2 separate regions of the Homo sapiens genome follow, and region 2 is linked to region 1. The links are chromatin contacts, found by Hi-C or POLR2A ChIA-PET in ENCODE. All regions are on one chromosome and are shown on one strand. The core of a region is the stretch at or near the end of the contact, and the rest is flanking DNA. Distances in the headings are between cores, read along the strand shown.

Region 1 (3,985 bases), core at 969-3,468:
ATTTCCCCATCTCAAGATTCTTAGGAATATCTGCAAAGTTCTTTTTGCAACAGAAGATGACATATTTATAGGTACAAGGATTAGGACATAGATGTCTTTGGGAGACCATTATTCAGTCTACCACAGCTGTAAATAGAGAGAGGTTAACAATATAGGAATGGAGTGAGATTCCTGAGGAAGCTGGAGGTAACCAACTCAAAAGGGAGTGGTTATATTGTATGTGGAGCATGTCATGGGCTTCTTGGACTAGATGGAGGTGTCAGACAGTTAAAAGGAGTCTCTTTAAAACAGATATATTCTTAGTGGACTTGAAGAGAACAGCAAGATGCTGTAGGGTTTTAAGGGCCACTGTAAAAAAGATCAGGAACCTATAGTCATAAACAGTAAATCTGAGGTGAAAAATATTAGACAATTTCCTTCAATGTCCTGGTAAGGGCAAAAAATGGTTTACTAGATTGAGGTGATCAAGTTGCAGTGAAGGTGCAGAGGAAAGAGAGTGGATGAAGCAGTTGAGAATGTTAGTGAGAGGAAGGTTCAGTGCCTGTTCACAGAGTTGATCCTGGGGAGGTGAAAGAGTGGGGCTCCTAAGGAGACTGAGAGATTGAGGCAAGGGGGAAGTCTCTAAAAAGTGGAAATGGAGTTTATGATTTTCAAGTTTCTGGATAATGTCCAGGCTGGAGTTATGGTAACATATTATTAAAGTGGAAGAGAACTGGATATTGATTTGGAGTAGAGTCTGCTTATGTGCATTGTACATATACTTTGCGGTGGGAAGTGGGATGTGTGGAGTTAACATCTAGGGAATCCCCACCTGATACATCTATATCTTTAAGAGAGAAAAACAACAGCAGACAGTCAATTATATTAAGAACATGTAGGGCCCACTTCTACAACCAAAAGAGGAAATCCCCATTAAATTGTATGTGCTTTGGGGGAGGAATAATGACACTGTAGTATTTAAAAGAACTGGAATGAGATAATATATACAGAGAATATTGTAGATATTATCTTTGGAATTAAATTTTGAAGTCTTGGCTACCATTAACTACCTGTAGGGTCATCGACAAGTAATTGAATTCTCTAAGCCTTATTTACCTCATCCATAAAATAGCAACAGTAAAGTTGCTCATGGGATTTCTGTGAGATTTAATGTGATAATACATGTTAAGGGCTTAGCCTATTGCCTGGCACATAAAAAGCTCAATGAATGCTTTTACAGCAAAGCCCAATTTTCTGCTGCTAGCAAATGCATTCTTATGATACAAAGGTCCAGTATCAGATGCTAGAGAGGAATTCATCTGAGATGAACTCATGACTTAATCATGAGTCATTTCAGGTTCTTTCTCAATGTCATCCTCATTGAGAAAGAGAATCATAACTATTTTCAACCAAACATAAAATTAAAGAAAAATCCTGACAGAAGTGAGCAATGTTTTCACCTCCTTTTCGAAGCCACTTTATATTCCAGAGTCTGAGAAAAAACTTTGTTCTTCTGGGCTCTTTCTATTGTGAACAAGTCACTTCCACCCTTTCCTTTTCTTGAAGACAGAACTTCCGGTTTCGATTTCTCTCCATTTATTACCCCATGCCGTTACTGGGGCACCCTCACCACCACCTTGAATCTCAATATATTCTGCACATGCATAACGTCATGGAATTAAGCGTCTGGAGCACTAAAGACCATGATGGGCTGGGGTTGAAACTCGAATTTCAAACATTAATGAGCTTGATGACAAAACTAAAGAGCATTCTTCTTCTCAATTTAAATTCTCTGTGATAGATGATTGGTCTTTCAAATGTTCACACTGGACAGTTATACTATTGGAAATTTTTCATAAAATGAACTTCTTAGGACAGAAACTCAAAGCCCCTAATCCTTTTTTACTCCATTTTTGCCTGTCCAGTACCTTGCCAGAAAAGAAAAACGCCACACCTCACCGCAGACTTTCATAGTGCTTAGCGTGCTGCATTTACTCTCAGCCTCAATTCCTTGTTTAGAGTCCCAGATTTCTCTGCTTTCTTTCCCTTTACAATTACATGCATGTCCCAGATAGCATATCATCGCTTCTACTATTACTTCCCTAAGATTCTCAGAGTAAACCAATGCAGACCTATATTCTACCTCCAGAAAACTGCGGAAATCGAAAAGGCCTCGCGGTGGAGAAAAGAAACCGAAACTAACTCCCTAGATAAAAACTCAGGCGCTGGCTGCTGTGTGGCTCAGAGCGCCCAGTCCGACGCCAGGCTCTGCGCTCGGTCTCCTCTGCTCCACCTCCTCCCCGCGGGGCGTGCAGCTCCGAAGCTCTTTGGACCTAGCAGGTTCGGCGGCCGGGGTGAGGATTGCGGGTGACGTCGGGTGTCGCTAGGGACCCTGGAGCGGAGCTGTCCCGCGGGGGTTCTAGGATTCCTTCAACATCCAGATGGACCGGGCGGGGAGGTGGCCTGGTGGCTTCGTGCGCGCCGGGCGAGGGAAGCTGGGGCGCCCACTGGGCTCGGGCGGCAGCTTCGCGGAGAGGTAGGGAAGAGGGACAACCACCGTGAGAGAGGAGAGTGCTCAGGCATTTAACGGGTCCTCTGCACCCGAGGGGGCCTGGGGATCTGGGGTGCTGAGGAGAAAGTAAGGGTCACCACATCTGAGCACAGCCATTCGAACCTGGACATTGACAGGCAGCAAGCCGCTTCCCTTTTTTCCGTCTTGTATTTAAGCTTTTTTTTTTTTTTTTTTTTTGAGTCAGTCTCGCTCTGTCGCCCAGGCTGGAGTGCAGTGGCGTTATCTCTGCTCACTGCAACCTCCACCTTCCGGGTTCACGCTATTCTCCTGCCTCAACCTCCCGAGTAGCTGGGACTACAGGCACCCGCCACCACGCCCGGCTAATTTTTTTTTATTTTTTATTTTTTATTTTTAGTAGAGACGGGGTTTCACCATGTTAGGCCAGGATGGTCTCGATCTCCTGACCTCGTGACCCGCCCGCCTAGGCCGCCCAAAGTGCTGGGATTACAGGCGTGAGCCACCGCGCCCGGCCGGATTTAAGCTCTTAATAGCGGAAATAAGGTTTTACTATTTCTCTGGAAAGGTACTTTGTTCTTTTTTCCCGCTTCTCTTTTGTTTACAAAGTTACATTGATAAATTTATAATAAACTTCTCAAGGTTTTCCATAATCAAAGAAGCTGACATCATCCGTGATGGGGCCTTAAGGATTATGAAAGCTCCTAATGACTGCTAGAAAAAGCGGTCAGAACCAAACAGAAGCAAGTCCTTTAAAGACACAATAAGAAGTCCAAACCATAACATCAACGACATACAGACCTTCATGATTTCGAGTGTTCTCCTGAAAACAGTAACATACCATTCAATCTAAGATTTGCAGTTTGAAGTTTGGTGGAACTCAGGTGCTGAGAGTTGAGGGTACTAAAATAAATGAGGGTGAGTTATGCTTCCAAGGCTCTTCGCCTTCTATCCCAAAGATATTGGGGATAGTTTAGTGTGAATCCTTCCTGATACTCTACAAAGAGACAAGTTTTTGTCTATAGCTCCTATCTCTCTATCCATCCATCCATCCATCCATCCATCCATCCATCCATCCATCATCCAGCCATCCAACCATCCGTCCATCCATCGATCCATCATCTGTCTATCTCTAGATCCATACACTTTAAAAGATATTTTGGCTGTCATACTGGTATGCTTTTCTTGGTTCATGATTTATTGGTACCTGTCAGTCTTACTTAGTAATTGCTGTATGATACCCCATGGTATGCTGGGTCATAATTGATCAGTTTTATTTGAAGCAGAAGAGAAAGACATAAAACAAAAATTAAATGCCCTTCTCTACTACTTTCCCCTTCATACTTAGTCTCACAGTTTTAGTTCTCCTGAGGCGTTACCACTCCAAAGATATACATTTCTTTCTTGGTTGCTTATAAATTATATGCTTACAAATCAGTCTTTTGTTTTATCTACTTTAGACAGACTCCGACGACTCCC
Region 2 (3,883 bases), core at 175-2,674, 400 kb before region 1:
AATATCACTTATATTCAAGAATGTAATGTATTAATATATAAAAGAGCCCAAGATATACAAACTGAGCTTTTGTATATCAATTCTGTTTTCCTTTTACTGAATTTTACGGTAAAGCAAAGGCTGTTAAAGTACAAAAAATGGGTAACTTAAGCTCATATTTAAAGGAAAATAGATAACTTTATTGTAATATCAAATTCTCCTCATATTATATTTTGGGTTCTTTAAAAAAGAAAATGACAAAGGCACGTGGGTTACTTTTTTTTTTTTTTTTGAGACAGAGTTTTGCTCTGTCACCAGGCTGGAATGCAATGGCGCAATCTCAGCTCACTGCAACCTCACCCACTGTGTTCAAGCGATTCCCCTGCCTCAGCCCTCCCAAGTAGCTGGGACTACAGGTGCACACCACCATGCCCGGCTAATTTTTTGTATTTTAGTAGAGATGGTGTTTCACCATGTTGGCCAGGATGATCTCGATCTCCTGACCTCGTGATCCACTGGCTTCGGGTTACTTCTGTTCATTCATTCTGTACAACTTGGTACACAGCCGTACAGGTCTGATTTTGAGCTGCCCCAGGGGCAGAGACATTTCAACAGAATAACCCAGTCGCAGCAGATCCTGGAGGCCTTGCCTACTAATTTGTTGGTAAATACTTGTCCAGGATTGGATACAACTTGATAAGATACTGGACCCTAATGAGCCCAGTAATAACACCTCCAACCCCTTCAGGTCAGAGAATGAAAAGCCCCCCACTATCTGTTTCCTGAAAAATAGGAGAAAGATAGGTAGATGAGATGTCTGCAAAGTACATTGCGGCTTGTATCTGTTGGATTCTTTTTCACTGGTTACTATCTAACCACAGTCTTGACTTGAAAACTGGTGAAAATGCCCTGTGTCATGAATCTTAAAGTACAGTTAAATTTGTTACAAAGTTTTCCTTGACTCGGGGATTCTGATTTGCTGCTTCTACAACAGCTTTCTTTAATCAAGAAATGTTAGACATTAGAGTTATTTGAGATGAACCTAAGTCACGCTATGCTCTCCTTGCTCAGGCATTTCTTCCAGAACCCTGGGAAATCCCGTCACCTCTTGAGTAACGATGATAGTGTCCCCACCTACCCGTTTCCTATGAGGGAGAAAGAGAGCGACAATGAGATAATGTCCATAAGGAGCTGTGGGCCTATATAATAAAAGCTGTCATTAATACATCTGTATAAAAGCTCTTATTGACACATGCTCTTCTTTGTGACAAACATGGGGCAACATTTCAAACCAAAGCCCTGCTTATATAAAAGAGGTAGTTAAGAGCATACAACATTGTGGCACTGTGGCTATGTGGCACTCCCTTATGAGCACAGATTCCAAGAATGTGAAGATGGCAAAAGAAACAGTGCCAGTCTGGTTCCAGGGATGGGTCTGATCTGATTCACCCTTCAGACTTAGTATGGCCACTCAGAGACCAGCAGAGCAGAACTGCCACACTATGCCTGTCGGCACTGCCAAATCTTCTGGGTTTCTTCTGTGTCTTAGGGCTGATTTACTATGTGGAGAAACATGGTTACAGCAATGGAGGCTGTAACACCAACTTACCAGCAATAGTGAGGGGAATAGAATACATTAATTTTATAAAAGTGCAAACAGATTTCTCTCTAAGGCATGCTCTCCTTACTGCCTCCATCTAAAAGAGTTTGTCAACTTAATATTTGTATCTGTTGACAGCTTTGTGCAGGGCAATATTTTGCCAGTGACCCCAGTAAATTTGGGGAAGATGTAGCATAAAGGAAGAAAGGCATTTGAGGAACTGTATGTATAGAAGTTCCCCAGACCGCAGTCAACCTCTCTCCGGCTCACAGAACAGCATGCAGTTGGTTGACTGCGGTCTGGGGAACTTCTATACATACAGTTCCTCAAATGCCTTTCTTCCCCAGATTTACTGTCTTTTGCCTCGGCTTTGTGGTTTATCACTGACATCCATGACCTTTGTTCCCTGCTTTGACCTCTGCTACCCAAACATATGAAAAACAGAACCTTATCTCCACAGACTGTTTAGAAACTTAGTACTTACTAACCTTCCTGTCTACAGATGAAAATAAGAACAGTGTGAAACAAACAGAATAAAACAGCAAGTATACAAGTATGATTAAGCAAACTAAGAGAGACTGGACACAGTGGCTCAGGCCTGTAATCCCAGCACTTTGAGAGGCCAAGGCAGGCGGATCACCTGAGGTCAGAAGTTTGAAACCAGCCTGGCCATCATGGTGAAACCCCATCTCTACTAAAAATACAAAAACTAGACGGACGTGATGGCCCACACCTGTAATCCCAGCTATTTAGGTGGCTGAGGCATGAATTGTTGGAACCCAGAGGCGGAGGTGGCAGTGAGCTGCAATTGCACCACTGCATTCCAGCCTGGACAACAGAACAAGACTGTCTCAGAAAAAAAGAAAAGAAAAGAAAAGAAAACTAAGATATTGGAAATTTACATTTAAGATTTTGGTAAAACAAGGCAAGTGAAAAAAACCTAATGAATTTCTACTTCATTGTGTTACATATAATCAACCAATTTGTTGGTACTTGATATATATGGCAAAACTATCCAGCTAAAGAAATAACACTTATAAGTGAAACTGAATATATACATCTTATGATAACTTGGCAGTTCCTGCAAGTTCCAGGATGCCAAAGTCATGGCAGCCCTGATAGGGACACTCAATCTTTGGCAAATTATTTGGATTATTATGGTAAACAAAAATAGTAACATTTTTGTTTTTAATTCAGAATGCAAATGACAGATCCCATAGTATGCCAGAGGAAAAACATGTTTCAAAAGACACATTTATCAAACCAAAATAATGAATTCTTCAAGTATGCGTGATTTAGCAACAGGAAAATTCCTTGAGGACAAAACGGTAACCACATAATAATGGCTTACTGAGCAGGCATGGAGCTAAAAATCTGTAGTCTGGTATTGCCACTTTGATGTCACAGCACTTCACTATCTTTGGGTACAGTTTTCCATGGCCACAAAATCGGCACGACTTCTCCATTAATTTTTAAGAAATGGCAGGAACGACTGGACTCTTGTGGTAACAATTATAAGCTATTTTGACTCCATAAAATGAGTCACTGTGATAGATGCTGACAAGAAGCAAGTGCTCCTGTTACTTGAGGTAAGCCATTAAAACTTGCTTATCTTAAGAAGGTTTCAAAGTCACTGATCAGCACAAACTGCTGTTTCTACTACAAATGATAAATGGCACAATCATCACCACCTTTGAAAAACGAATCTTTGATCAAATTCTATAAGAGAAATATTAGAACAGATTATTTACACAGTACTCCTCTTCCTGGGAAGCAAGACTTGGTACCCTTTTAATGAGAGAGGATGAAAAAGTGTCATGCAACAAACTCTGGCTCTTTGGGTCTCTCTAACAGCTTCTTTGTACCAAGATAATACACTTCCTTTTCTAACAGCTAAATAAAAGCTCAAAGAGAAAAAACAAGGGAGAAGGACAAAGGTTCTCCTCAGACAAGTTGACTGACAACTTTCAACAGAAGTCCATTATCACATCATTACTATATTTGGCTCCTTTTTTGGACTTGTTTCTTTATATATTCATTGGACTGTGTTTCACCCAATAAGGATTTGAGAAGAAGCCACATTTCAAATTAATGTAATCAACATTTAGGAAGTGCCCAACAAAAGAAGCATTGCTAACTGAAGCTGCCTGGTACACCTTTGTCGAGGCCCGACATAGCAATGCTTGCCTTTAAGGTGGCATTAGTGTATCCTAGCAATGGAACACTTTTATAGATGAATGAAAATAACTTGAATTCTAAGATCTTCTCCTTTTTACTGTTTAGTAGAGTTCCTTCTTTTTCTCT

The links. Hi-C counts contacts between places; a loop is a spot of excess contacts on that map. ChIA-PET counts read pairs that join two places held with the same protein, here RNA polymerase II (POLR2A). Pooled maps may share reads with other maps.
Region 2: a pooled map shows a loop between it and region 1 (5-fold over the local background). The contact joins the enhancer-like site here to the promoter of DDX60L in region 1. A Hi-C loop is called at or near these places in 6 of 50 pooled maps. POLR2A ChIA-PET finds 5 or more read pairs at or near these places in 3 of 52 experiments (GM10248, IMR-90 and OCI-LY7).

The regions. Positions count from the first base shown.
Region 1 is chr4:168,478,725-168,482,709 of GRCh38, reverse strand. It overlaps DDX60L (DExD/H-box 60 like), which reads left to right and starts at 2,218. Exons shown (of 38, transcript NM_001012967.3): 1 at 2,218-2,333. RefSeq lists an enhancer at 1,960-2,199.
Region 2 is chr4:168,879,477-168,883,359 of GRCh38, reverse strand. All of the region lies in intron 10 of PALLD (palladin, cytoskeletal associated protein), which reads right to left. Among named protein-coding and RNA genes, the nearest start is that of CBR4, 130 kb to the left of the region's middle. RefSeq lists an enhancer at 1,924-2,173. Within about 2 kb of position 1,424, at least 2 of the 41 ENCODE cell types and tissues checked have a DNase peak (open chromatin) inside an H3K27ac peak, as active enhancers do.